2 separate regions of the Homo sapiens genome follow, and region 1 is linked to region 2. A link is an interaction called in ENCODE POLR2A ChIA-PET data of the cell type or tissue named here. Cell type or tissue: PC-3. All regions are shown on one strand. Links, peaks and the distances in the headings refer to the core of each region. The heading gives the core; the rest is flanking DNA.

Region 1 (14,363 bases), core at 1-5,000, 140 kb before region 2:
AACTCCCAGGAATTGTAAACCAAACCTAAAGCCACTGAACCTTTGGAGTTTGATATGACGATTAGAGCATAACCCGAGTGACACGTTGAATTCGCCATAATCAAGGAAACCTTTTCCGGGTGGGGATCTCTGAAATTACTCAGGTATGATCCATGTGTTTTGCTTTTTTCTATTTCAACTCTGTGAAACTGTGTATTGTGGTATCAGTGGGAATGCAGTGAAAACAGCTTTTACCCTCTTCTGTTATCGAGCCTAATTCAAAGAATTATCTAGCTTGTTTTTAGACTAATGAAACAACCAGAAAACAAAAGAATATATTGGAATTATTATATAATCTCTAAATGAGATAGCTGCCAGGATTTAATAAATTTCTGTAGACTTACCACGGAGGGTTCAAGAGTGGAGCCAATGTTGTGAGAAGTTTATTTAGCTCTAACCAGACAGCAGGGAGAGTTGTGGTTGAGTGCCTGTCCCAATCCTAGGACCCTGAGAAACAAAAATATAATTAACAAAAGAAATAGTATTAACATCACCAGCAGATTTTGAGTTCTGTGTGTGGGTCATAATTCCTATCATACTTTAGACTTCATATATTCAATTATCTCCAGAGCTACTACCACCATAAAAAAGAAAGTCTTGGTACAACTCTTGCGATTCCGCCTGCCATTATCTTGCTAACCAAAGGAATGTTTAAACTATTCACTTTTGATTCTGACCAAAAAAATATTATGGAAAATGACTGGTTTTCAGTGTGTTAAATCTGAACCTTGGAATGGCTAATTATTATATTGTTTCCACAATTTGGGCAACTGTGCTGAGGTGGATATATTTTCACATATTTTTTTTGTGTACTCCAAAAACATTATAATGGTATTTTAGCTAAAGAAAGAAATCAATCTGGACATTTACCAAAAATATCCCATTTTTACCAGAAACCCCCTAAACTCTCTGACTTTTTGTCATGATTACCTATGTAAATTCCAAGAAGAAAGGATTCCAAACTAAACAATTTTATTTACTATAGGACTTTTCAGATATGTATTGTATATCTCCAAGAAGATGAAGAACACAGCATTATTTGCACATTGTGCAGGATTAGTGTTTTATAGATCGTATTTTGGCAAATTCAGCTCTAGTTATAGTTTAGGAGCATCAAAAAATGTGTTGGTCTGCTCTGAAATTTTCTTTATAACGTGTGCTATGGAGCATGCAATGGGAGCACAGGTCTGGAAATGACAGTGATATCACTTATTTGTCAAAGCAGTAAGGTTTTGCCCTGCTAAATACAGAGAAAGAGACAAATGACTTATAAGGTTCATACTTTCTGGAATAACATTGACTCTGCCCATTTCAGACAACTCTTAACATTTTACTGTTCTATTTTACTATTTATCGATTTCAAGGGAAAAAAGAAGACAGCTGGCAAGGAAAAGAAATATTGTTGTGGGCAAACATTATAAAATGACATAATGGATATTAAAACACTATAAATACTTTGTTCTTATTTTCTACTGCACTAATGCCAAGGTGGTTTTATGTCATTTCAAATATCAACATTTCCTACACTATATTCAGTGGATGTTAATAAATGTGGCTCAAAAGAAAAGCAACTCCATTGTCAAGTAAGTTGAGGAAACAGTGTTAGAAAAGTTATAGCAGGTTTTGTTACCACATGAGTGTTTTGAGTAATAATGATAACAAGCATCTGTGAAGCACTATATTATCGGGTCTACTTCTAAGTTCTCTCCATGCATTATCTCATGTTATTCTTGGAACAACTCTATGGTGTGATACTATTATAACAGTTTATAAATGGGAAAATGGAGGCACAGACAAATTACCTAACAGGCTCAGCTACTCAGTTAGCAAGTGGCAGAGCCAGGCTCCTTTGTCTGGTAGTCTGATCCAGAGCCCAAGCACGTAACCATTATATCATACGCTCGAGCACTGGGGACTCATGACACATGCAAATATTGTCATTTATCACAACTATCTAAGAGAGTAGGCAACGTTTTGTTTCCTGGGCTTAATTTACAACAGAACATCTTCTTTCAGGAACATCTATCAATATCTCTCAAAATTGGCATTTCTCAGAATACAGAACAAGAAAGACCAAATCGCTTTTATAGCCCATGTCCAGCATTCAGAACAATCAGAATCCATTGAAATAATCACAGTTGAAAAATCTAAAGGACTTTAGAGTCTAGTCTTCCACCAAATAGGACTATGCCTATCTGAGAAACTTTTAAAATTAATTACGGAAAGAACACTAGGCTTTGTGCCTCGACACAGCTAAGTGGAAACGCCTATTGTAAAACTCCCTAGGTTTGTGACCTTGGGCATATTGTTTGACTCCACTGAATCTCAGATTCCTCAAATGTGAAATGGGGGTAAGATCTGACCCATAGTATTTTGTGAAGTTTAAATTAGATGATAAAGCAAAGGAGAGAAATGTGGTCCCCGGTACTTAAGAATTCAGCAAAAACCCCACTTCCCTTTTCATTTTCCTATTTGTAACAACCTCCAGAAAAATTTTCTAAAATTGCCCAAGTATACCTATTAGGCCTTGTTTTTCAAAACAATACTAATAAAGTTGAAATCACAAACTGTACATAAAAAATTTTGATTAATCACAAATAGTAGCACTATTCCATTTATTCAGAGAAAGACAGTCTGTAAATTTTTTTAGTATTAAAGCACACACACAGAGTATATTTTTATTTTAGAGATTATTGCTGAAGAAAACTCTTAGTTATAAAACCCCAACACCTTTTCACCCAAACCCATGGGACACCCTGACACAGTGCATGCTCATTTCATCATGGAGGCAGTTGATGTTAAAAATCTGTTTCAGTAACTGTCTTTTAAAAATTGTCATCCCTTAGAAAGCTGAGTAGTACTGTGGGTACTATTGCACAATGGTTTTCATTACCTTATGTGTCTCTAAAATGACTCAATAAGTTCAAACAAGACAGTATTGATCGACAGAGGATAAACACCATTTTATCTTATTCACAGAAACAGTAACCAGGCTCCTGCAAAGTGCAGCTCTCACAATCCAACTGCCCCCAGGAAAAGCATCTGGAAAAGGAGCAGCACTCTTGCGGTGACATTCTGTATTAGAAATCTGTATCCCATCTGCTCCTTGGCCTGATCCTGTAAAATCTGGAGAGTTATTAACAAATGTTTGCTGCTGATTCAACCAGGAAAGCTAGTTCATCATTTCATTTCATCAAATCTACTCCAACTAGGTTATCAGTTTTTTGTTGTTGATGATGGTTTGTTTGTATGAGATGGAGTATCGTTCTGTTGCCTAGGCTGGAGTGGTGGTGCAATCTCAGCTCATCACAACCTCCACCTCCTGGATTCAAGTGATTCTTGTGCCTCAGCCTCCCGAGTAGCTGGGATTACAGGCACACGCCACCATGCCAGGCTAACTTTTGTATTTTTAGTAGAGACGGGGTTTCATTATGTTGGCTAGGCTGGTCTCGAACTCCTGAACTCATGATCTGCCTGCCTCAGCCTCCCAAAGTGCTGGGATTACAGGCATGAGCCAACATGCCCGGTCTAGGTTATCAGTTTTAATGACCACTTAGAATTTTTAATTTAATAAACTAAAATTTTGTATTGAATATTTTTGATTGATGCAATCCAAAAATTAAAACATGCCCTTTTGTAAAAAATCATCGTCCTGTATAAGATATGCTGGTATCTTGAGAGCTCTAATTTGATTTCTTTTAAACATATGTAAGCTAAGATTTTTATCCTATATAGATTTATATGTGGAGTTTTATGCATATATGTATTAACAATCACATGGAGAACATTTTCCAAGTTTGTTTATTCAATAGGAATTGGTCCCTGGTAATATTAAGAGAGAAATACTAATAAGGATGTAAGATAAATCCTTCTGATTTGCACAGTTAAGTGCAATGCTCTGCTCCAGATGTAATATGACTAAAGAGAATTAACACATGACAATTTAGGCAGACAGAATGTCTAAGTGAGCAGATTGGTTTATAATTCTATAAAATCCCACCTGCAGTAGTGATGTAGTGATGCCTTCCCTCCCTCCAGCAATTAAAAACTATTCATTGTTTTAGGATGCCCAATTGATTTAAAAATCACTAGGTTTAAGTAGTAGAACTAACTACAATATCTTATTTCCATAGGATATTCTAGTTTATAAAGCTTTTCATATACAAGAACTTATAAAGATTTTTAATGGCAAATTTCTTATAGTTGATGTCAATTCAGTATGCCTAGTTTCTTCAAGGTAACTGTGTCAATATTCACCATTCCAATTGTACAAATCTGATTAACTGAAAGATGCTCCCACCTATCGTTTATAAGCCCAACTCTGTTTATGTAACACAATGATGTCCAACTTCACTGGACATTAACTAATGTACCTATCAGTTAAGAGGCTAGATGAGGCCGGGCGCAGTGGCTCACGCCTGTAATTCGAACACTATGGGAGGCCAAGGCAGGCAGATCACCTGAGGTCAGGAGTTCAAGACCAGTCTGGCTAACATGACGAAACCCCACCTCCAGAAAAATACAAAAATTAGCCAGGCATGGTGGTGGGTACCTGTAATCCCAGCTACCCAGGAGGCTGAGGCGGGAAAATCACTTGAACCCAGGAGGCGAAGGTTGCAGTGAGCCGAGATCGCACCATTGCACTCCAGCCTAGGCGACAGAGTGAGACTCCACCTCAAAAAAAAAAAAAGAGTCTAAATGAAAACAGTGAAGAGAGGACATAAAGGTCCATGTGGAAGGTGAGAGAAGAACCACCCCCATATGGGACCTAGAAGAAAACAGCCCTAAAAAGATGTAATTATAACTCAGTCCAGATGCTGTGACTAACACAGTGAAAGATATAAAGGAACAGAGGTTTATAAAATCTCCTACCTGCCTGGCAGGGGACTGGCAAAACATTGTGCACAAATGAAATTTTTTATTTCTATTGATTTTAGTATTCTATCCAGCTCTTCTACTGGGATTCTGCTTAGTGCTTATCTTTCCATCTGGGGCCTTCAGCATGAACTAAAATGTACTTTAAATTATTAGATGTAATTAAACTCTAATGCCTCTGATTATTTGAAATGGAAGTCAGAAATCAAAATCAGGTTCCATGGGGGGAAAACTGTGTTGGCACATATAGATGTTCATCTCAGGAATCCTCTTTCTAACCTTCTTTTCCGAAGATCCCTAAGAGTTCCTCGCCATTCATGTACTTACTACCAACTAATTATAATTGGCACCCTACGATGATGATAACAATGATGTTAATAAAATCTCTTACATCCTCTTACATCCTGCCACATGCCAGGCACATAGGTTAACTCATTTAATCCTCCATCACTCTATGGAATGGGTACTATTGCTACGCCATTTTTCCAATAAAGCAGCTACAGCTTAGGGACACAGAGAAATTTGCCCCAGGTCACACCACTAATAAGTGGTGCAGGAGTGAGTCCGGGCAGTCTGGCACAGGCCACCCTGTGAACAAAGGACAAATGGAACACTGGGAAGCATCAAGGCTTAGAACTGAAGAAAACTTTTGAGATCCTTTATTTGACAGAGAAAAGCAAGTTGGGTTCCCCAGCTTGGGTTTTTGTTAGAATGAGAACCCAAGAGCAGAACCTGAACCCTCTGTGGATACTTTTCCATTATACCACTTCCCACTGTAAAGCATTTCTAATTCAGCCTGATTCTCTGTGAAAATTCTGAGAGACGAATTAATAGAATCCCTATAGTTAAACAGGAATACTCCCTTCACTCCAAGTCTCACCTTCCTTGCTGTGCCCAGACTCATGGACTGACCTAGCCAGAGACTCAGTTAAAGGAGACCCATTTTGTGACTTGGAGAGACTGACAGGCCCACATCACAGAGGAAATACATGCAGACACAGACATGGATATGGTTTAGCTTTTTGTCCCCACCCAAATCTCATCTTGAATTGTAATCCTTAGGCCTGAAGGAAAGAATCTGGTGAGAAGTGATAGGATTATGGGGGTGGTTTCCCCCATGCTGTTTTCATGATAATGAGTGAATTCTCATGAGACCTGGTGGTTTTATAAGTGTTTGACTTTTCCTTCTGTACACACTACTTCTCTCCCCTGCTGTCACATAAGAAGGCCTAAGCTTGCTTCCCCTTTGCCTTCCACCATGATTGTGAGTTTCCTGAGGCCTCCCCAGCCATGCAGAACTGTGAGTCAATTAAACCTCTTTCTTTATAAATTACCCAGTCTCAGGTATTTCTTTGTAGCAGTATGAGAACAGACTAATACAGGCACCATGAACATAGTGACAGGATAAACCATGGAGGCATTGATAAAAATAAAAAGTAATTGTGATGAATGACTTGGTTGCAATTACACTCAAATTCTGTTAGTGTCTGAAGAGGACATAGCACCTCCTACCTGGAGGACATACCCTTTTCCCCATGGAAAAAATAATTGGGCTGCTAGGTCTGTGTCTGCTAAGGGAGTCCCATATTTAAACTGACCTAATTCAGAACTTTAAATTGAGACTCAGATGCTCCCAAATAGCAGCTCCACCAACCTGAATAGAGTTACTCATTTAGAATAAGAGTTTGTTCCCACAAGTTTTGTTAAAATACAAATTAGTTGGGATGCGGGGTGTGAGTGATAGGGACTAAAATCGCTTAACAGACTAGCCTGGCAAAGCCCTGTGGGAAGCAAGTTTTGATGATAGGGAAGAGAAGATGTCAAGAGCAGATGGTCCAGGGAGGAAGTGTCACAAGTAACTTGGGGGTGATATAAGGGACTTGAGTAGCAGGTATTTGTCTGATCTTTAAGGAATTAACTTATTAAAGAATTTTGTTAGTAAAGTCATTTGAGTATCACACTTGCAACATACTAATTCATCCATGTCTAGTTTTCTCATTAAATCACAGATATTTAACAGGTGCATTAACTTGAATTGACATCATGCAGCAAATGCCATTATATGGACCCTTAAGATATTTTAAGAGAAAAACCTATAATGCCTGGAAACTCTTAGTTTTCTCTGACATTTAAAAACAAGCCGTAAAATCAAATCCTTTCTATAATAATTTAGTAACTCAGAATTGCAAAGGATTTCCTAAAGCCCAATGATCCAAAGCTCTGACCTGTGATGTTGGCATAGCAGAGTGGGAGACAAATCATATGTTAAAGCAGAAGGCTCTGGATCTGGAATGCTTGGATACAAATTCTGGCTCTACCACTTGCTACAATTTAACTCTAGGCAAATTACTGAACTCTGTGACTATTTCCTCTTCTGTAAAGTCAGGGTTGTTTCAATAATTAGATCAGAAATTGTAAAGTGCTTAGAATAATACCAAGCAAGTGTGCATAAACTTTAGCCATTTAGCTATAACTCTCATCATATTTCTGTGTTGATTACAAAATGCTTTACTAGAGGAAAATAGATGAGAAAGAGGCCATGAGGTAAAAATGTACAGTGCTTTTTAAAGTAGAATGAGGTGGCTTAGAAATTAATTCTATCCCCATCACTGGCTTGTAGTAGAAATTTGAAACAGTCTCTCCCTGATTCTCTGGCAGTTTTTCTCTTTTTTTCTTTTTTTTCTTTTTGAGATGGAGTCTCACTCTGTCACCCAGGCTGGAGTGTAGTAGCGTGATCTCAGCTCACTGCAACCTCCGCTTCCCGGGTTCAAGCGATTCTCCTGCCTCAGCCTCCTGAGTAGCTGGGACTACAAGCATGTGCCACCACAACTGGCTAATTTTTTGTATTTTTGGTAGAGACAGGGTTTCACCTTGTTAGCCAGGATGGTCTCGATCTCCTGACCTCGTGATCCTCCTGCCTCAGCCTCCCAAAGTGGGGGGATTACAGGCGTGAGCCACGGCGCCCGGCCCTCTTTCAGTTTTTTCTAAGACAGAGACACTCCCTATCACAGACAGGGTCTTCTAAATTAGTAGAGAATGATTTGAAGGAAACTGGGTAATTATCAGAGGAAGTAAAAGAGAAATACAGATCCTCACACCAGAATGCAAATCTCTAAGACTTTATTATTTTCATCACTATGAAAGAAAAGATCAGTACTCAAAGCCACTTATGATGATGCATGTAAATTAGCATAAAATCAGAACAAATATAATATGGCTTTTAAAATAGAAACATAAGGCTATCTTTCCTTACAAGTGTCAGATTGCTTCTGTGCCACTGTAACACAGAGCTTTAGATGGATTTTTTAAAGCTTCACTCAGAGATCAAATGTACTCCATTAGTCAGTGATTGGCAGACTTGGTGAAAATTGAGTTTTCAACTTAAATTTCTCCAAATTGGTCTGAGGAAACCAGATGCAGCAACTAAGTTCAGAAGGTCAGAGTCTCAATAAGGTTAAAAAGAGAGGGAGAAACATAACACTAGAAGTATGAATGAATGAAATAGACCACACACAGCTCATCAGGTCTCTATAATATACCACGCAAATAATTGGTACCAGGACTATTGAATAATCAACTGCTTTTAAGCTGAAGAATATCTACATTGTATACCATGATTACCACTTTACCAATTCAAAAGACAACTTAAAAATTAAACATATATACAAAGACATTCTGCTTTTTTCATTAGGCCATGTCATTCTATAATTTCTAAATTCTGTCAACTCTCTTCCCCAGGAATCTTCTAGAAGTCAGGCATTTTGGGAATAGTTGAGTATCATAATTGAATAAAGATAGCACAACAGTCACCTGTAGTAGTCTGATCTTACAGGTACTAGAACAATAACAGCACAAAAACAGAGTTACGTGTATGTATTATTCAGTGTTCTCTAGAAGAAAACATAGTATATGTATATATAGGCAATACATTTATAAATGCATAAAACAAATATAAATTTGTGTAAGTATGCATATAAATATGTAAGTCTACACATATAAATACAAATAAAGAGATTTATTCTATGGGATTGGCTCATGCAATTATAGAAGCAGGAGTCCCAAGATTTGCAGTAAGCAAGCTGGAGATTCAGGGGAGCCCATGCATAGTTCCAGCCCAAGTCCAAAGGCTTGAGACCCAGAAAAGCAATAGTGTAAGTTCCAGTCCAGAAGCCATCAGGTTAGAGACGCAAGAAGAGCCAATATTTCAAGTCCGAAGATCAGGAAAGGCCAATGTCCCTGCTCTGTCATGCAGGCCCAGCTCCCTCTTACTCAGCTTTTATGTTTTATTCAGGTTTTCAATTGATTGGATGAGGCCCACTCACATTGCATCTGCTGTTAAAATTTTCCAAGATCTTTTTGGGGTTAAAAACCTATCATTCATCTCTCAATCTTCAGTGTTGACAAGGACAGAGCACTTATGAGTATTCCTGTTTCTGAGTTTCTGATAAGCTTGTCCAAGTGGAGCACAGGCTGGACAATTTATAAGACAGTATTGAAGTCAGAGCAATTACAAAAGGAAAGGGGTAGGTTTCTTGTGTGATGTGCTGCAAACACTGACCTCTCAGAATTTATTCGGCCCTGTGTGTATATACGTATTCATGTCTGCACATATGTGCTAGTTCACTTATACATCTATACATACACACAATCACATATACCCAAGATCTGATGGAATAGACATGAATTTGGCTTAGCCAGGGAAATTATAGAAAGAATAATGGGAATCCTAGGCATGTGGGAAATGGGAAACAAGGACAAAGGCGCCTAGGTAAAATAAAAAGCAACTGGTGTGCCTAGGAGACCTGATGGACTTGAGCATGGAATAGCTCCAGACTTGTATTGAAAGAAAATCAGGAAAGTCAAGTTACGACCAGGTCATGGCAGGCACTGAATGTCAGGTTAAGGGGCTGAACTGTTTCTTTCTAGTTAGTGATGGGTCCAGTGAAGGATTTGGGGCAGGAGAATACTAGAAGGAATATTTTAGGGAGATTGATCTTCCAGTGGTGTGCAGAACAGATATGCCATGCCTAGAGGGTAGTAAGCAGTGACATTTCTTTCACTCTACACTTTAGCTGAGCTCAGGGTAAGTCCAGTAATGGAAGATGGGGTGGGAAATAGAGCTAGGAGTGTAGAGAGGGCAACAGGTAAGGATACATATGTACCAAAAGCAGAAAACAAGTTAAGATCCAGGCTTCATGAGGTGCCTATATTGAAGATTGCTCTGGATAAAGAGACTGTTAGGACTTCAGAGTTAGAATTCATAGCAATTCACAGAACTGCTCAGGCTCTTCATTATTCACCTGACTCAACTCTCCTACATCTGCTCCTTTCTCCTAAGAGATTTCCTTGCTCTCTGTCCTTTCTCTACCCCACAGCTTTTGCTTCCTTTCCGTACATAGAACCACACAACAAGTACTAGTTTTATGCATGCAGTGGTCATATAAATATCTTATTGGCGAGTCCTCATCAAAACTGAGTTGAAACAAACCATTTGAGCCAGAATTTAGTAAGAGTCAGATTTTTTAAGGTACTTCAAGGATTTTATTTATAAATACAACTAGGAAAACATTTACTCATTAGAAATGATGAAACCATAGACAAAACAATTATTAGAGAAAATTTTGAATTATTCTTTTCTCCTGCTGTCTAATTTCTACCTTTCTCATGTAGTCTTTTTCTTTTTAATTAGATTTTTTATGTGAGTATATGGTCCATGTATTTGGCTGGTGGAATAAATTCAATTATTCTCAATTGTTTTGTTTGACCTGTCACGTGTGTAAATTAGAGCTTCAGTCAGCTGTTCTAGATGCAACTGCATATTGTTATCACCTGAGAAGCTTTAAAATCTGTCATTTCCTGGGCCCCATTCCAAACCAGCTGAATCAGAATCCTTCCGGGAGGGTAAGATGATGCCTAAGCACAGGTGATTCTACCATGAGTCCAGGCAGGGAGTCTGGTTTTTGTGCACAGCTTCTGTATGTCATGGCTATTGGCACCTGGCTCTGCTACGGCGGTTCTTAAGTGATCTTTTAATGCCGATTGGGAGTATGTTTTAATAGTGGCACAATATTTTAAGAATAAGGCTTTAAAGGAAGTTATTGCAAGTAACAGTTAAGGGATTTACTCAAACTGGACACAACCTCTGTTGGAGCAGATTACAGTGAAGTTTTGGGGGCATGGGATAAAAAAGAGGAAGGAGAGATTTAATGGAGCGAATATTATTTGCTAAAATTTAAGAACGTTTGCAGTTAAATCTCGTACTATTGCAACAAGATGTGCACAGGTGCATAGGTGAATGCTTCCTCTTCTGGTATTTCCTTGTGTCATTTATAGTTCAAGTTAAATCCTAGGGATTTAAAGTGCTTCTCATTGATATTTAAAGGGCATTTTTAACAAATGGAGAAATGTCTTTCGAAACAGATAAAATGTACCTTTATAAAATCCACTTTATGAGAATATGCTAAAAAGGAAGATGTGTTTCTATTGGATCATAAATTATACAATTTTAAACAGATTTTTATATGAAAGTAAATTGTTCCAACTATTTGAAATTACTTTTTCCTCAAACAAAACAAAAAAGATTTCTAGATGCCAGGATTGTTTTGCAAAAATGATGATCTGATGATCTGTGGGCCAGATGAATATGCTTAACTTTCCTAAGAGTTAAGGTAACATTTTTCCTTTAATGAGCCTGTATCTGATTTCTGATTTGATGTAGTTTTTTAAAAATTGAGAAAATATGCCTCCTCTACCCCTTGCATGTTTTAATGCCCTGATTTAATGCCGGTGTGTGTACATATGTGCATATACACAGATATATACATATATACACAAACACATATTAAAATTATAATAAAATAATCATTTGTTCATTTTATACCTGCTTGTTCTTTTTCTCTGATAAACTCTAAGACAGTGGTTCCTATGGTATTTTTTCTCTGATATAGTTTTTCTTTTCTCTATAGATATTTTCATTACAGTGCAATTTTTCCAGTGTCTTAGGTTTTGCTATTTTAATTTACTCTACTTAGGACTTAGAATGATTCCATATAGGATGGTATATAGATTTTAAACTTCAACAAACAGTAATCAAACATCAGCTAGCCCTACGCATCCTTGCAAAAATAACAATTTATTTAGAAAGTTGTATCAGCATTACTCCTCTACAACATTTAATATCTTGCCTTAAAAGTTCAATATACATGTCAGATGGATTCAGAAACTTCTTTAGCCATGGGTGTCACCAAAAGAGCAGGAAAGGGAACAAAAAATTAAAGAATAAAACAGAAAAAGAGAAAAAGGAAAAATGAATTATATGGTCATTTGAGGATGGAGAGTGAGAAGACCTTACTCATTCCCTGTGTGTAGCTGTGTGTAACACAACTACACATAGTTGTGTTAGCTGTCTTGAGAAGCACTTGGGGCTTTGATTACCTCCATTGCAACCTCATGAGATATTTGGTCTATAGATAATTTCTTCTTCTCTTGCTATCTACAATCCAGAAGAACTAAAGATCAGTGGAAAGAAGAATCAACACTTTAAAGAATTTAAATGGCTGGGCGAGGTGGCTCACACCTATAATCCCAGCATTTTGGGAGGCCAAGGTGAGTGAATCACTGGAGGTCAGGAGTTCGAGACCAGCCTGGCCAAAATGGCAAAACCCTGTCTCTACTAAAAATACAAAAATTAGCCAGGCATAGTGGCACACATCTGTAATCCCAGCTACTTGGGAGGCTGAGGCAGGAGAATTTCTTGAACCCAGGAGGAGAAAGTTGCAGTGAGCTGAGATCACCCCACCACACTCCAGCCTGGGTGATAGAGCGAGATTCTGTCTCAAAAAAAAAAAAAAAAAAAAAAAAAAAGGAACTTAAATATAAGAATAAAAGTAAGCATGAAAGCTGAGCCAGATCTTGCCAAATGATACATCATTTGGTAAACCATGAAGGCGCCACACTTGCCAAGGAGTAACATTTCAATGAGATATGACTCTGCATAGCAGACAGCTGGGTCCATTTGGACCATATCCACAGGGGATCAATCCTTGATGTGTCCGAGTGAAGCATCAGACAATCCACCCACACCACTCCTCGAAGGAGCTATTACAATAGCTCACTTTCATTCCGGCAAAGAGGCTAAGTTACCATAGTGCTTCAGATGCTCCAGACCATGTGTCCCTATGGAAGAGAATGGGGACCACAGCATCCCCCTCATTGGTTCATTATGGTGTCCTGTGTTCTTCACAGCAACACTTTAAGGCAGGCAGGGTAGATATAATTTCCACACCCCCTGCCTATTTTTTTTTAAGATGAGGAAACTGGAAAGAAGTAAAATTAGTAATTAGGAACACAATCTCAGCCTCCAGGCTACCTAAATTCAAATCATCTGTCTGCCACTCATTACCAGTGTAACCTTGGGCACTTTAGCCTCTCTCTACCTTGATTTATTACCCATATCATAGGAATAATAATAGCTACATCACTGAGCTTTTATGAGGATTAAATGAATTATGTTTAAAATTTTCAGAACATAGCATATGTGTTCAGTAAATGTTAGCTATGTTTATTATCCTTATTTAAAATATTTTTACATATTGCCACATAATAGGCAAAAAAATGTTATCTTGGTTTTTTGTTTTAATTTGCCTTTTCCTGATCACTAAAGATTACCATTTTTAAATCATGTTTATAAGCTATTTTGATTTCTTTAAATTGACAGTTCATTTCCTTTGCTCATTTGTCCACTGATATGTGTCTATTATTTAAAAGTAATCTGTATATTACAGATAATATTTCTCTATCTATTATATAAATAACAATTATTCTCTTCCTGTCTGTAGACTCTTTTTAACTTCATTTATTTTGCCATTACAGAAGTTTGTAATATTTTTGTAGTCAAATCTGCTAGTCTTTTCATTTATGGTTCTTAATATGCTTGGTTTAGAAGACCTTCTGTACCATGAGATTATAAAAACACTCTACTATATTTACTTCTGGAAGTTACACAATGTTTTTAAAGGTTATTTCTTTATTCCATTTAGAATGCTGGCATGTTATGAGGTGATATGCCCACTTTATTTTTTTTCTCAAATTGTTTATGATCCCCCTATGAATTTGAAATAGCACCTATTGGTGAATTCCAGTATAAACAAAACTATGGGTCCAGAGTTTTTATTTTACTCCATTAATCTGGTTCTCTATTTCTATGCTTGTTTTAATCTAAACTGTTAATTAGGGCTGTTCCAAATCATTATACACTTTCAATATATGTTGTGGCATTTATTGCACATTGTTCCTGCCCGGTGAACTATGAAATCAATTTGTCAAATTTCAGAATAATTTCATTGGACTTTAAATTAGAATTGCATTAAAGTAATAATTTGGGAAAAACTGATATTTTTACATCAGCAAAACTTCCATTTACTAAGGCCTTTAGATCTTTCAGTCAAATT
Region 2 (16,675 bases), core at 3,975-8,974:
CATTTAGAAAAGAAATATAGAAAGGAATAAATAAGCTTATTTTTATTCACAGATGACATGATACTATATGTAGAAATTCCTAAGGAATCCAGACTCCCCTCTTCTCATCCCTCCTCCCCCCAGAAAAACTGTTGAAACTAATAACTGATTCAGCAAGCTTTCAGGACACAAGATTGATATAAAATAGTAATGGTACAAATTCTGCTTCATTTCTGTATGTTTTTCCTATCCTTGACTTAAGAGACAACTCTCAGTGCCAGTGAATAGTTCCATGATCATTCACTTAAGAAAAGGAATAATTTGGATTTTAGAATTTCAATTTGACACAATTACTTACAAAAAATAAATATTTCCCCATTCTCATTACTTTTGCAGAGATAAGAACAATTGTCAAAATTATCATTGCTAACAGTTGGTCTACAGCATGATTAGAGGCAAATGGTGACACAAAGTGACATCCCCCAAAACATCCCTCTAAAGGATTCCAAGGTCTGCTCATGAGTCTTACCACTCTGTATTCAGGTTTTGCTGGCTGCAGGACATCCCCGAAAGTTCTGCCTTTTGGTGCTCTATCCACAATACTAGGAATTAATGGAACTATTAATTGTTTGAAAAAGGGAGGTTCTGGACCTCTGCTCAGGTTGGCTACCATGTCCTGGAACAGAGAGCATTTGTTAAGGAGTGCACAGGTAGAGTCAAAGACCCTTTCCCCAGGCCTCCAGACCCAGAAATGCCTGCATTAATGGAAGAGTGCACACACACATATACATACTCCAAGAGCTAACAACCTTGAGCAAAATAGGAAGGTAGCCTTGCTAAGCATGAGCCTAGAAATTCATAATTTAAACTCTTGTCACTGGGAGAAAGTTTTGGTCATAGGCAACTCTTTTATTCCCCTAGACAACATAAGGACAGTGACCAGAGTACAAGGTTGGAAGCATACTTTCAAATTGTCTGACCTTGTACAGGGGCCTAACATGCAAAAAGATAATTATACCATGACAGTGTAATTATTATTTTAATTTTTAAAAAGTATTGAGCCACTCTCACCTGGAGTGAGTACCAAGTTTTTTCCTAGATTCTTGTCTGTGCTAATAAAAGAATATAATAAATATATTTTTAATTTAAAATTTAAGATCATCCCACATCCTGACTGGTTTAATCTATATTGCCCACAAAGTTTACCATTTTTAATAGTGTCATAAAAATACAAATCTCAATTTTCAAATATCCCTATATCTATATTAGGTTGGTACAAAAGTAATTGGCATTTTGCCATTAATTTCAATGAATATTTAATGCTCTTTATTCCTCACATTATAGATTTAATCTTTACAACTGCATATGATATGAGATAGGTTATGTATTACCATTCCCATTTTGCAAATGAGAAAATAGGCTTAGACATATTCAGTGGTTTTTTTCAAGATCACATAGCTAGTTTTAAGGTGCTTGACCAGAAATTTGTCTGTAAAACAAATTTCCACCAAATTAATTGCATTTTTCTTCATTGTCACTACAAAATTTGAAGAATCTATTTTCTTGGGAAGAACTATAGACCTATGAGCATAGTGACAGTTAAACAGTAGTTATCTCTAGGGATGGATTATAGGTTTATGCTTTTCTGTATAATCTGAATGACCTACAAATAGATTTGGATTTTATAATAGAAATAAATAAATAAATAAATACAAACAGTTATTCAAAAAAAGTAACCTAAAACTGAGACCAAAATTATGATAAAATGAAAATAAATATCAATTGATTAAAATATGTGCAAAGAAATTATATAAAATACTGAAATTTCAAACACACAATCAGTAATAATACAGGCATATGAAATTTTCAACGTTCGACTGATGCAACCTACAGAGACAACCATTTCATTTATTTCAATTTAATATATCCAAGCTCTTTCATTAAAAGGGCTTTATTTTCTTTGCTATGCCACAATTGTTTCACATTTTTTACTGAGGCTTACATATTATTATATAAGGGGCTGCTTATTATTTTAAGCTCTTTATCTTGTTTGTTGACTAACCTTCTGACATCACAGTTGCAGCTTCATAAACAACTGCATCCAAAGGGAAGATTTCCACAAGTGAAGTTCCTTTAAATCAAGTAAACTTGTTCAGTGGTATATATTTTAGGTAGATGCAATGTTTTTATTCCAAGGCACCACTATTTTTACATCAAATCTAAGCTTCCATTGATTTAACAACTCATATTATCTTTTGAACCACCAAGAAAGTAAAAGCATGCTACTAATTATAATAATAAGCTTCCTCTGATTGGAAAATGCATCCCAATTTCCAAGATATTATAATGTGGAAAATGGGCATCTTAGAATGCTGACCTACTCAACTTTTGGAGTGAGTGGGGAGAATCTGGCAAGGATTAGAAAACACAGGTTCAACTCCCAGGTGTAGTAAGCTTCATCACTTATCTTCAAGCCTATGTGCTCCTCTGAAAACTGGGGAGAAATGATATCTCCCTAATTTCACATGATGGTTGTAAAAATAGTGAGAAAATACATATGAAAGAAGCTGCCAGCATGAAAGGATGTTAACTAGATCCAAAATTGGGAAAGAAATTTTATTTATTTTGTTAGAGATACCACAAAACTATAAATTTTGTAAAATATAAAGGTTGTCAAACTGAACACTCGAAGCTAAGGTTCTCTTTCACTTCCCTCTTACCCAGACACAGACACATACAGACATACACACACACACACACGCACGCACGCACGCACAAACAATATTTGATTACCGTAGCAATAGCCTTAGCAAGGTTTCTGAAGAGCTGAATGTAAGCAGATAATGCGTGCGGTCCATAAATTGTCGATGCTGCCTCATATCGCTGAGCCTGCAGGAAAGGCAGGGAGAGTTGTATATGGTTCTGCATATTTAAATCCATTTACAGAGGTGTAGCATTTTAGGTAAGTGTGATGCTTGACATCTCACATTATTCAAAACTGGCACAATCTTCAAGATTATGTATGACAAAAGAGGATGGGCATTTCCATTTACTGGCCAAGGTAAGTGACTCCTATGGACTACCTGTTAAAAGCAGTGGGTTCTCTCTGCTTATGCCATTTAGACTGTCACTCTATTTACTATGAAAGACGGTGCTAGCTCCTAAGCTTTAGTCTATTATAAGTACTTGTAATATAAGTGCTTTCCCCCAGGGCATATATCAGAAGAAAAATAAAACAAAATAAAGAGTCCTAGTAACTTCTGGATAAATAGTTAGAAGGTGCTAACTGGAGAAAGACATTTAATCCATCACAAAGCCATGAAATTGAGCCAAATGCATCTTTTAGCTGACCTCCAGGCCTTTGGTTCTTCTACAGGAACTTCAAAGTTATCAAATCTAAAACCAACCTCACCACTTCAGACATACCAGCTTCCTCCACAACATTCTCATCTCAGCGAATGTCATCTTTCCAGTCTCCCATGTGAGGATCAGCCGGCAGTTACCTTAGACTCCTCTCTCCCTCATCCTGTATCCTATCAGTCTCCACATCTGGTAATTCTGTCTCCTTCAAATCTCCTGAGATCTTTCATTTTCCTGTCTTACTTTCTCCTAAGGTACAAATAGATTTCACCTTAGTTCAAACCCTCATTTCTCACCCAGATCTCTTTTTTTTTATATTTGTATTAAGTTCAGAGGTACATGTGCAGGTTTGTTATATAGGTAAATCACATGTCATGAGGGTTGGTTATACAGATTATTTCATCATCCAGGTAATAAGCACAGTACCTGATAAGTAGTTTTTTGATCCTCTCCCTCCTCCCAGCCTTCACCCTCAAGTGTGCATGTCCATGTCTTGCCCAGATCTTAATTACACTATGGCTTCTTAATCAGTCCTCTGCCTATACACAAGCCCTTCCAATTCATTTTCTACACTGCCATCTATTGACCTTTCTAAATCACAAAATTTTATCAAAGCATTCTCTTGCTTAGAATCCTACTGCAGTTCCCCCAAAGCCTTCCTTACTGAGTGAAGGCTCAGTAGCATAGCATGCAAGACTATCCATCAGCTAACCTGTGTCTCCCACTCTGGCTACCATCTCCTTACCATCACCCTCCGCATACTTACTCCATGCTACTCAACTAATTGTGGTCCATCAATGTGCCTGCCCTCTGGACCTTTGCATATATCGTTTCTTCTATATAGGATACATTCTTACTTTTTATTTGCTTAACTCTCACTTGTTGTCAAGAACTCATACAGATGTTACATCTTCCTGAACAGTCCCAGTACTCAAATACCCAGTCTGGGCTGGTGCTCTTTCTCTTTATTTTTATAACACCTTGTGCATGCCTTTCATGAAAATGTAATCATCTGTTCTCTTTTCTGTCTTCCTACTAGACCCCCGGCTTCCAGTGATCTTGAGGGAAGGGACAGATTCTTTTCATCATTATGCCCCAGAAAGTGGCTAGCACAGTATCTGTCACAATACATCTGTTGAATGAATGAAGTAATTAATAGCAATACTTGCCGGAGTATATCCCTGTGATATGGACAGGAGACAGGAAAATACTGGGTAGAAGAGAGTGGTTCCCTGGCAAAGGCCCCACCCTTAAGCCTGGAAACCTGTGGCCCTAAACAAATGTTCTTAAAGAAACTGAAAAAATGAATTTTTAATTAATTTCATTCTAACTCTAAACAGTCACATGTCGCTACCATACTGGACAGCTCAGACCTAGGTATCAACTGGACTAATGAAGTGGTTTCCTAACTTAAACTTAAATTGTAATAAAAAATTTAAAACGTTTTTATGAACTTCCAATAGGATCGCAGTATTACTTTTAGTACCTGTCACCTCTGTAAAACTCCTGAATTATAACTCATCTACACACATTTGAAAAACAGCAGTATCTGTATGTGTGAGATATGACTGGTTCTAAATGATGCCTGGAGACCCCATGGACTTACAGAGACCCTTCCAGTGATTTCTGAGGTACCTGGGAATCTGTGGCCAATAAATTGGTAATCACTGAATTAGTGAGTTTTTTAAGAATATCAGGCTGCATAAAATCTGACAGCTTGATTGAAAAAAAGCGGGAAAGGGTGCCATTTCATTCAATTAAGGTCCTGTATTAATTCCGTTTAATAAATGTTTGGTCTATCTATGATGTGCTAGCCACTGTGCCAGTGAATGGATATAGCTATGATCTGACTTGCAGAGGAAATCCAAACTAGTACCTTCCGTGCAATAAGGGATACACTGCAAGGCTGCACAGGGTGCTACTGGAGCACAGAAGTGAGTCAGAGGCTTCCCACAGACACACAACACGAGCGGAAACAGAAAGTCTTTATATATCACCATAACGTCAAGGAACACCGGCTGGGAGTTAGGAGAGCTGGGCACTAGGAACGCTTTGAAACTGAATAGCTGTGGGATTTCCGAGGTTATGTTGCTTCTCTACTATATTTTAGTTCCGAAGCTGTACTAATGTTTCTCTTTCTTTTGCTCTTGGTGGGAAAAGCACAATTTGGGGTCAACAGATTCGGCTCAGGTCCGAGTCGCCTGCTGGGACCACGTCGCCAGGAAACGACGTCTCCCGGACACCTTCCCTCCCCGTCAGGCTCTCTGCAGGGATTCACCCCGTTCCCTCTCCCAACGACTCCCGGGCACGCCTCCGTTAAAGGTGAAATATGCTGCTCCTGGGGAGCAAAGATAACCCGGAGGACCAGGGAAGGACCTTCCCACGCGCACGACTCGCGATCTTCCCAGTGCCCCAGAGCCAGGGACCCCACTGCCGCCTACCCCAGCCGCAGCACCGAACCTGTTCACAATTGCGACTCCTCAGGTCCGCTTCCACACCGCCGGAAACGGAAATTCACCGTCGCGCCGACTCGCGGGGAGGGAAACAAAAAGGCAGAAAAAAGAGACCGGCGCCTGGACGACTTCCAGGGGAGAGCTGGAAGACTAGTCAACAGCTGTGTGCGGGCGCCGGCGCCGTCTGCGCAGTGCGTTCCACCGGGTCCGCATCCCTCCCGATTCCGCCCCACCCTGCCCTCGGAATCCGCTGCCTCAACTCCCGCGGTGGGACTCCGGAGCAGCGTACACCGCCCTCGCCTTAGTCCTCCGCGAAGGCCAGGGCAGCTGTGCGGCCTGCCGCGGATTAGTTGGTGCGGTGCAAAAGCCAGAAGGAGACACATTTGGTCCTGGCCACCCCGGAGTCACCGTGCCCGGGACAAATGGACTATGGCTCGACTGGGAGTCGACTTCCTTCTCTTTAAAGATGACAGATGAGGGAGATCTCAGGTTCTGGGGGTGCCCTAAAGCCCTCTTTTGGCAGGAAGCGGTGGCTCATGCCTGTAATCCCAGCCCTTTGGGAGGCTGAGGCGGGAGGATCGCTTGAGCCCAGGAGTTCAAGACCAGCCTGGGCAACTTAGGGAGATACCCCCGCCCACCGTCTCGCAGGAAAAAAAAGAAAGGAAGAAAATTAGCCAGGCACGGTGGCTCACGCCTGTAATCCCAGTATTTTGGGAGTCCAAGGCAGGAGGATTGCTTGAGCCCAGCAGTTCAAGACCAGCCTGGGCAACACAGGGAGGCTACCTCTCTCTCAATCAATCAATCAATCAATCAATGCCAGCGTCGTGGCGGGCGCCTGTGGTCCCTGTGGTCCCAGCTACTCTGGAGGCTGAGGCGGAACGATCGCTTGAGCCTTGGAGGCGGAGGTTGCAGTGAGCTGAGATCGAGCCACTGCACTCCAGCCTGGGCGACAGAGCAAGACACTGTCTCAAAGAAAAATAAATAAATAAAATAAGGCCCTCTTTTTCCAGGACCAACAGACTCTGATGGCAGGGACAAACTGACCCAGCCTAAACTGCCTCGCCTTCCCTGCTCCCGGGAAAGGGGCTTTCCCTGAGGGAAGGTAGCATCTTGCCATTTTCTTCCTGCACAGCTTTGCCTTCCCAGGGATCGGCCCATTGCCACCTGAGGAAATGCCTTGGAGTCCATCTAACCCACAGCCCAGGTACTTGGGACGCCTACAGAGCCTACATTGTCAGAGGATGCATCTTCTTCTAGTCTTGGAGGGGTTCCTTTCAATAAGATCCCACCAGTGCACTCAAGGCTCAATTCTACACCAAAAAACTAGGCCCACTCCTGTCACCGAGACCCCCAGGCTTCAGGTCCTGTCACAGTGACCTTGTTTTCGCCCCCAGCAGCCCCCAGGTATTCACTCTGCATAGGCTATATACTGGGTGCTAAACAAGAGAGGCTACCCACGTGGTGCATGCTTCCCTTATCTGTGAAGAGCTTAGGATGTTGTAACTTCTTCACACTATGCCTCTTACTTCATGGAGATGTCAGTATCCGGGTAGATAATCCTTCCAACATCCTTTTGATCTCATGAAGCCCACTCCTGTCCTCTGCCCTACCTCAGCTTCCCCCTCCCTCCATGATCAGACCTTAGACCTTGTCAGGTCCAAGGACTGCAAACCCCACAGTAGCCCACTCTGACCACCACCTCCTAGCTATCCAGGTTACTCCCTATACTGCCCTGAAACAAAATTCTTGCAACCTTACCAGTACCTCCAATCCAGATCTTACTACCTTTTCACTGTTTCTTCCTTCCTTTATGACTTTTCCCTCTCTAGTGAGCGAGCTTAAACTCCATGGCCAACCATTCTCATTGGTCCCTTGCACACCTCCTCAACTCACCCACCTCCCTGTCACCTCCTATCTGCTTAGTAAGATGGGAGCCCTGGATAAACTCAGCTCTCCATCTATTCCATGCCACAACGATGCAACTAAACATGGCTGGAAGAAAACAGGACCATGCCAGCAGTCCTCACTTTAATCATTCTTTTTCCGGTCTATTCAATCTCCCATTGTTCCAAATGAGTATTTCGCACTTCTTCCTCTCTGTTCAGTCCTTCCTACTGCCTCCCCCTTCCTTGCCTCCTGAAAAAAGAAGGGAAAAAAGACCTTTTGAAAAAAGAAGGGATAGGTGTCCACAACTCAGTGTGAAGTGTTTAAAAAAGAGCCACACAAGCACGAAGAAAGCCAGAAGTGAGTAACCTGCAGAAAAGTAGGTAAAGGTTCTGATCTGGATCCAGATGAGAAATGGAATAGCAAGTTAAAATCAGGAAATATTTTGAAGAAGATAAATGTTCCTGGATATCTTTGAATACTTGGTAAATTATTAAGTTCTTATATATAATAAAGCAAGATTGTAGGTTTGTCTTTTTATTCAGGTATTTGAGGAAAATGTGTCTCCAAGGACTATTGAAATCTGAGACATATGTTGTGGGTACATTAAGGAGAAAGTATAGTAGTGTTTAAGAATTTAAAAATATATTTAGGTCTCATCTTGTAAGTCAGCCCTTCTCCTTACATTAACTATATGACTCCTTCATAGTGGATTATTATTCCATCCAAAATTTCCTATTTCAAAAGCCACATTTGGTTCATGCAGATATGAAAAGATGCCATAGTAGGAGAAAAAAGTTTGGAGATGATTAAGATGCAAACAGGAGTATTTAGTAATACTTTAGTAAGCTTATACGAATATGATAAAATACAGTTTTAATTTGGCTTCTAAGTATACTTTATTCTAGACATTATAAATCACCATCACTTGAGAGAAAAAAAGAGAGCCAGAGATGAATATATACTTTCCAACATAATGTAAAGGCATAGTAGCATCCTCAACATGACGTATGCTGTGCTCCTAAATATTAAGGATAAGATGCTAAAATTTGTCTTTATCCCCATGTTTTGGGTTCTAAAATATTAGATGTAGAAAAAAAGTAAAAAGAAACCACTCTAAGACAAGGAATTTTATTTTCGTAAAACATCCATATCCACATAATTTGTAGGCAGTTTCCTAAATGGCTTTCAGTGATCCCCTTTTCTTAATATTCATATCCTGTCCTTTCAGCTTGATAGTTGGCTTGAGATTAATCACACTTGAGCTTAATCACTTCCAAGTCTAGATGACAAAAGCCTTTGACTTTTTTCTTGCACATTCTTTTTTGCCTTCTTATTTATTAGCCCTGTTGAAGCTGCTTCCATGTTGTGAGATGCTTTATGGGTAACATCCATGTGGTAAAACAGTGAAGTAGGCCTCTTGCCAACCACCAATTAAGAATAACCATGGAGGAACTGAGTCCCACCAACAGCTACTTGAGTCACTATGAAAGTGGACTCATCACTGATTGAACCTTGGAATAACGATAGCCCAATTGACACCTTGATTTTAGCCTTGTGAGATATTCAGGCAAAGAGAATGCAGCTAAGCATTATCTGAATTTCTGACTCATGGAAACTGTGAGATAATAAATGTTTGCTGCTTTATCCACTAAGATTTTGGATAATTTGTTAAACAAACACATAACTAATACACATACATACACAACTTGCAAGATAAAATATAACTTTAGAGGAAAAAAGAAGAAATCAAGCAAGAACTAGATGCAGTTAACATAAACTAAGCTCAACATATTTCATTACAGCATGTGGAAATTGTAAAGTATCTTTTTCTCATATATGTTAAGTACTCAGTAAAAAATTACAGTATTGCTGAAATCTGTATACTGAAGTTGAAAAAGACAAAACTTAGAGGATATATGGGACGTAGTGAAAACATAATTGAAAGATTCAAAATCAAAATTTGTATACCAATTTGTATTTTAAGAAAAATGTAAAGAGTTACAAAAAGTATGTCCCCTTCTCTGACAGTAATTATTACCCTATTTGCTATAATATAATAAATAAGGTTTTGAGTAGCAAATTTGTGGCAGATTTAAGCAACAATCCAGGTAAACAGACACCTTTCTTTCAATAAGGGAGCAGCAAATGACAATTACATTATTCAGCAAAAACATTTTATCTTTGTTTACAGACTTTGTGTGTGTGTGTGACTGTTTCTCACAAATTGCAAAGGTCCCCAATCTTAACAAAGAATTTATTTGACCATTAACTGTATTTCATGGGTAACCTTTATTTTATAACATGAAATTATATATTGAATTTGGATTTTTACATTTTGTTAATTACTAATTCACAAGAAGGGGAAAAATAAAAAATCTTCAAAAAGCAGTTATAGCTCAATGATTTAAATCAATTCACCAGGCTATGGTTGTGGCAGATAATAAAACATTAAATTCTTCTCCCAAAGCTAAGTTGATTACTCTGAGTACCTACCTGTGTTCTTCCAAAATTTTATAAATTACATGAGATTGGAGCTCAGATGAAATTTAGATTGCTTTTTTTCCAACTTTTAAGTTCAGTGGTACATGATCATGATTAAATGATGGCTAAAATGAGGATCTAAATCTATTGTATCATTACTTTACAATCAGAAATAAATGATAACAGTAAAGTATTTTATTAACTTATTTCTGAGGTAATAGAAGAGGAATATATGTGATAAGGAAGAATGAATTGATTTGGACTGGTAAGGAAATGTGATTTTAAGAGAAATTTACACACCTAGTTAGTATGCAGGAAGGTGTGGAATGCAAAAAAGACCTGAGATAAAATTAATGGCTTAAAAAATTCTGATAGCCCAAACAGCCGTGCACCATTATATTCAAAAACAAAATAAGCACATGCTGAAACATTACCTTAATGTGAGGAAAAACTTGATGTGCCGGGAATAGTGAGAAATGACATATTTCCTGGACTGGCCAGACTGCTTTTTTAGTAAACTGGAGATACAAAATCAAGGTATATATTCAATCCATGAATGTTTTGATTTCTCATTTGCAGCATTTTGAGGTTTTGATACATCAAAGCATTCTGAATAACAAAATCTCACATCTAATGTTGATAAATATGACCACAACAAGCTCTAAAATTCTACAGTCCTTGCCTTTCTGCCTGAACCTTGCCCCCCAAAAATAATTTATTTCAGGCATTTCCAGTCAAAATTTTAAAACTGATACTAATTTTGTATAGTTTGGGTCATGTTTATGACATATTAATTAGTCATAGTTGTCAAGAAACAGAATGATCTAGGTAATATGCTCAACTCTGAAGCTAGGCTGTCAGGTTTTGAAACCAATGGATTAAGAACAGGGAAGTGGCTGGGCGCAGTGGCTTATGCCTGTAATTCCAGCACTTTCAGGGGCCGAGACAGGTGGATCACTTGAGATCAGGATTTTGAGACCCGCCTGGCCAACATGGGTGAAACTCCGTCTCTACCCCAAATACAAAAATTAGCCAAGCGTGCTGGCACACATCTGTAATCCAAGCTACTCAGGAGGCTGAGACAGGAGAATAGCTTGAACCTGGGAGGTGGGGATTGCAGTGAGCCGAGATCGTGCCACTGCACTCCAGCCTGAGTGACATAGTGAGACTGTGTCTCAAAAACAAAACAAAACAAAACAAAACAAAACAAAAGAAGTAAGGGGTAATTCTCCAAGGAAAACTACCATTATTTTATCAAAATAATGAAGGAAGCATTCTGGTCAGTCAAACCAACCTATGTCTATAATCCAAGAGCAAGCTTCACAGAGAAATTTTTAATACAGAACTGAAATATTATTCATAAGTGATTGGAGTATTCCGGGGAATAGATGCTAGTAAAAGTTAAGAAAAATTTATGCATTTTCTTGCCTTATAAGAAGTCAATTAGGGTGAAATTCATGTTGTAAAAGTATTTACATATAAATCAACTTCAAGAAAAAATTTTCTGGAGATATTAGCAGAACATATTGTACTTTATAAAAATAATGCATGAATTTGGTCTAGGCTGGGTTGAATATGTTTAGAAAAACACAGTCTTTTGAAGAAAAAGTTAGATTGCAATATCTCAAGTAATAACTAGTGACAATGAAGATAATAAAGTGTTCTTATGAGCCCAAGAGTTGATATTTCTAAGTTTCACGGCATAGCTGATGAATCATTCAGTAAAACCAAATGAAACAAATACCTTCAATCTCTCAAATCAAACACCATACTGTTGAGATTTTAGCTATAACTTTATGTTTGCCTTGTTTGAAAAAGTATTTTAAAACCCCAAAATATTTTTTGTTAAACCTTCTTAAATGGTTAAAACATTCCTTTTAGAGTAAACACTTATGAAATGCTTAAGCATTGTAACCTCGTCATTCTAAAGGATTAAACTGTTGATTTTAAATTGAACATTTATGAAATGCTTAAACATTTTAACTAGCCTTTTTTAAAGTGCAATCATAAAAACACTGTTTTTATAATGAAAGAAATATTTCCTAATTGCATTCACACATTTGAACTATTTAGACATGAGGCAATAAAGTGAAATACAATTGTGAAACACATATTTTATGTAAAGTATAGTTGCCAAAGTTTTTGTCATCTTGAAATAATCTTTTTATACTTTTTTGCTTTTAAAGCATAAGTTTGTGGCACAAGTTAAGTTGATTCTGGCAAATTGTAGTTAATCCCCGACTACTTTTCATGATTAGATATTCAGCTAAGGTATACATCACAGACCATCTGTGAGAAGACACTATTTCATCTGTCTTCTGGGTAATAGGGAGGCTCATTTTGAGGATGGACCCACCGTGTTTTTTTGTGAAAGCAGGAGAGTGCCAGGTGGTTGCTACAGATAAACACAAAGGGTAATACCAGAGAAAAAGAAACGCAGGGCTTTGCCAGCAAACCTTTACAATATTGGTGCACTACAACAGGTGGTAAACAGTGAGATGTCATATATGTGTACAAAGCCAGAATACATTTCACAATTTGTAGCTCAGATTCCATGAGACACTAAGAATACAGATGTTAGGAAGTTTCAAATTTCAATAAGGGTAGAATCTAATACCACCGTGAAAATACCCTTTCTCAACTGCATGTACTTATATTGCTAACTGGAGAAAATAGCTCTGGAGAGTAATCATGGAACTGTGCGGAGTTTATTTGGTTAATGGGACCAAACATACAATTAGGTAGAAGAAATAAGTTCGAGAGTTCAATAGCACTGTAAGGTGACTAGTTACTAATTTATCGTATATGTCAAAATAGCTGAAGGTGAATATTTGAAATGTTCCCAAAACAAATAAATAATAAACCTTTGTGGTGATGGATAACCTAAATATGGTGATTTGATTTTTACACATGGTATGCATGTATCAAAATATCACATTTACTTGTTATAGATACATGAGAGTTGTACTATATAAATATGTACAACTCTTGCATATCCATAAAAAGTAAATACATGAATAGATTAACAAATAGAACACGAAAAAAATTATTAGTACAGAATAGTTAGCCTTTTTCTAAGTTTCATGAGAAATCTGCAAATTTCCTAGGGAAACTTATGACAGCCTATTAACATGCAAATATAATGTATTAGATCTAACTTTTAAAAGTAAAAAGAGATTTTTTTATCATCCTGAAGAAGAAAAAGAAATTTTACCAAGGTTTTCTTGTCCTGGGCTCAACATGTAATGATGAAAGCAAACTGGAGTAGAAAGTAAGGCAAAGAAAAATCAATACATATTTTTTTCAGCGGTCTCTAAGCATCTTAAACTTTGTTATCTCTCATGTCTAGCTTTATTCCAGGCACAAACTGATCAAAAATTGGTTCCCTGAATGAGCTTGCCATATCAGATACAGAAATTTTAAGATTTGCTAATTCAAACTACAAGAACACAGTAAATAGTAAGAGAAGACATGAGCCTGTCAGTATATTAAATTCACTGGCATGCTTTTTTCATCTATTTCCCTTCAGAATCTACTACAAAACCTAGAGAAATGTGACCCCTATGAGCCACTGTTATGCAAAGGTGTGCCAGACTCATTGTGTTTAGGGCAGAAAGTGTAGCCTGGAGTAAAAAAATAAAAAATAAAGATTTTAAGTCCAAGAATGCTCAAAACTAAGTAAATGATGTATTACCAAATTTTGATTGCTGCATAAAATACCTCTTTGTGACAACCCAGTTTACGCGCAATTTCAGTGATGACTATTAGAGAACTATTAAGCTGAGCAGGTCATGTAGCTTAGGGTAAACCTCATGACCTCATCTGTTGGAACATGTGTCGATAGGATAGACCAGGCAAAGGCTGGGCGCAGTGGCCCACTCTTGTAATCTCAGCACTTTGGGAGGCCGAGGCGGGCAGATCACAAGGTCAGGAGATCGAGACCACCCTGGCTAACATGGTGAAACCCCAGCTGTACTAAAACATACAAAAAATTAGCCAGGCGTGGTGGTGGGCGCCTGTAGTCCCAGCTACTCGGGAGGCTGAGGCAGGAGAATGGCGTGAACCCGGGAGGCGGAGCTTGCAGTGAGCCGAGATCGCGCCACTGCACTCCAGCCTGAGGGACAGAGTGAGACTCCATCTCGAAAAAAAAAAAAAAAAAAAAAAAGGATAGACCAAGGAAAAAATATGCTTTGAGTAAGACGTAAGCATGCAGGATCAATTTAAAATGGTCCCAAATGAAGATGCCTTCTGAGTATATGTCAGAGAAGTGAAGACAATGAATAGTTCCATGCAAGCAATTCAAGTGAGAAAGGGCAATGCGTAAGGCAAAATAAATGAGATGAGAAGCAACCTTTGCCCACAAAGAGCCTGGTAAGAAGATTTTTTTTGTAAGTCTTGCTTATTTTTCATTAGAAAAAAAAGTTAGAGGCAAATCTTTTTATTTAGGCATATTATAAAAATATTTCTGTATCCTCACTATGAATGAGAAAATAAGCATAAACTCAAATTATAAAAAGATCCAACAGGCAAAAACCTATGTCATATGTTTGTTTGAGGTTGATACTTTAAAAGAAATTATCTACCCACAAGATGGGGAGAAAATAAATAGAAATCTGTTTTTCTCCACTGCTTTAAGAATCTATACTGATTTCAACTCTCTTAGACAAAATTTCACATAGACCACATGCATGAAAATTTTTATGCTGCCATTATACCTTATATGGCAAATAATTGCTATAGCCATACTTATTTTACTCTGTTGAGCTAAATACATTTTTACCAAAAAATAGTATGTATCAAAATCTTAAATGCTCACATTTAATGGGAAAATGGAATAACTTACATGCACTATAATTCTCAACCTGTTTAGTGCAAAAGATCTGAAAAGATGAAAAAAGTTTAGAGAGAGCAATCACAAATAGAATAGAAAGGAAAATTCAAAATGATGTCAAGATAAAAACTAGAATATTAGCTGCAGGACAGCAAAAACTTCTGTCTTTTATTTTTTAAACTACTCTCACCCTGGTACTCAGAATTTTGTTTGGACACAGTAAGCACTCAATAGATTTATTGAATGAGTAAACACATTTTAAAACATCAAAATTATTACCTGTATTACAGTGAAAAAAATACCTAATGACCTTCTACAATGTGCCATTCTTTATGCAAAGTACTTTATATATATCAGCCTGTATAATCACTGTTAAAACCAATGAGAAAGACAATAATTTATTGATGAGAAATTGGAAGTTCAGATCTATTAAGAAAGTCATCCAAAGCCATGCTGACTTCAAAGTACAGACTCTTTACTTTAGGACATGGCATAACCCCCAGAGGGTAATGATATTGAGAAAGCTTTGCCATTGGAAACACAATTTCATAGACAAGAAGAGAAGATTATGTTCACATTACTTTTCATGCTTCACATGGCAAGAACATTCCGCTCTTTAATGTTAGGATTCATAACTTTCCCTAAATACTCTGTGCTCTGTTGTCTAAATGGTAACACCAAGAATCATCACTTTTCCTCCATAATAGGATGTGCAGTGTCTTTGTGTGAAATATAGTCTATAGTTGTATATCTTCTAGTTGAGAAATTTAATCATGCAATATATCTGGAATAAGAAAAAAATACAGCAACAATTAAAATAGGACAATAAAAATGAGTAAGATGTTTAAATTTCTATTGCCAGAAAAATTGTGGAAAATAGAATTCATGAAAGAGAAATAGAGTGGCATAAAACAACTGCAGGGGAGAAATGATGAAAACAGAGAAAGAAAGAGATAAACTAGTGAAATAAAGTTGAAAAAAGCTTTATTTTCACAGCATTGCATTTTGTGAAAAGTTTTACACTTTTACATTAAAGAGTTTAAGAGTATACTAAATTGAATTTGTTTTTGACTTGATACTTCTGCTTTTAAATTATATCGTCTTAATTACCATTTAAAACTTACTACTAGTTAATTTATATATCATTACTAATGTCAGCATCTTATCAGGCATAAGAGTTAAATATAAATTTATATTCCCCAGGTGAATGCAATTGATACAAGAAAAAAATTACTAATCAAGAAAAAAAAAAGGAGTTCCTTTCTCTAAATGTATCACATAGTGATACAGCTTTTTATACACTACAAACAGAGTGGGTCAGAAGTTAAAGAAAGTAGTTTGTCTTCTGGAAAAATTATAAATCATATTTTATTAAGAAAAACAAACTACTCAAATTCGGGATAGGATCAATCAATATTTTCTCTTAAATTTACAGTTGACAAAAAATTGGAAAGAAGTAATAGAGGACTTTTTGGTGTTTTATTATTGTTATGTGATATTATTCCTGATGACTCTAGAATTAACTTCACTTTAATCTGTTCAAGTGTCTTACTCCCACAAGTGTTCCTTCCTCAGGATTATAAAATGTACCCCCTTTACTCTATCATGCTTATTAGCATACTGTCTCATATGTTTCATGCTGTGGAACCTCATAGAATTTACAGCAACTATTACAACTCATTTA

What was found. Peaks named below come from ENCODE experiments on the same cell type or tissue, not always from the same donor. Only the 100,000 strongest peaks of a DNase experiment are listed, where the experiment ranks them.
Region 1: POLR2A ChIA-PET joins it to region 2 with 6 read pairs; 1 of 35 experiments calls an interaction of 5 or more read pairs at or near these places.

Annotation. Positions count from the first base shown.
Region 1 is chr10:50,871,361-50,885,723 of GRCh38, reverse strand. It overlaps A1CF (APOBEC1 complementation factor), which reads left to right and starts at 97. Exons shown (of 13, transcript NM_014576.4): 1 at 97-143. In PC-3, for the core only: no CTCF peak of the experiment used is centred there; a DNase peak (open chromatin) is centred at 2,953; H3K27me3 peaks cover 3,253 bases.
Region 2 is chr10:50,729,108-50,745,782 of GRCh38, reverse strand. It overlaps ASAH2B (N-acylsphingosine amidohydrolase 2B), which reads right to left and starts at 5,847. Exons shown (of 6, transcript NM_001321958.2): 1 at 5,800-5,847; 2 at 2,773-2,868; 3 at 509-655. The coding sequence starts at 652. In PC-3, for the core only: no CTCF peak of the experiment used is centred there; DNase peaks (open chromatin) are centred at 5,302, 5,582 and 5,862; H3K4me3 peaks cover 2,158 bases; H3K27ac peaks cover 1,378 bases.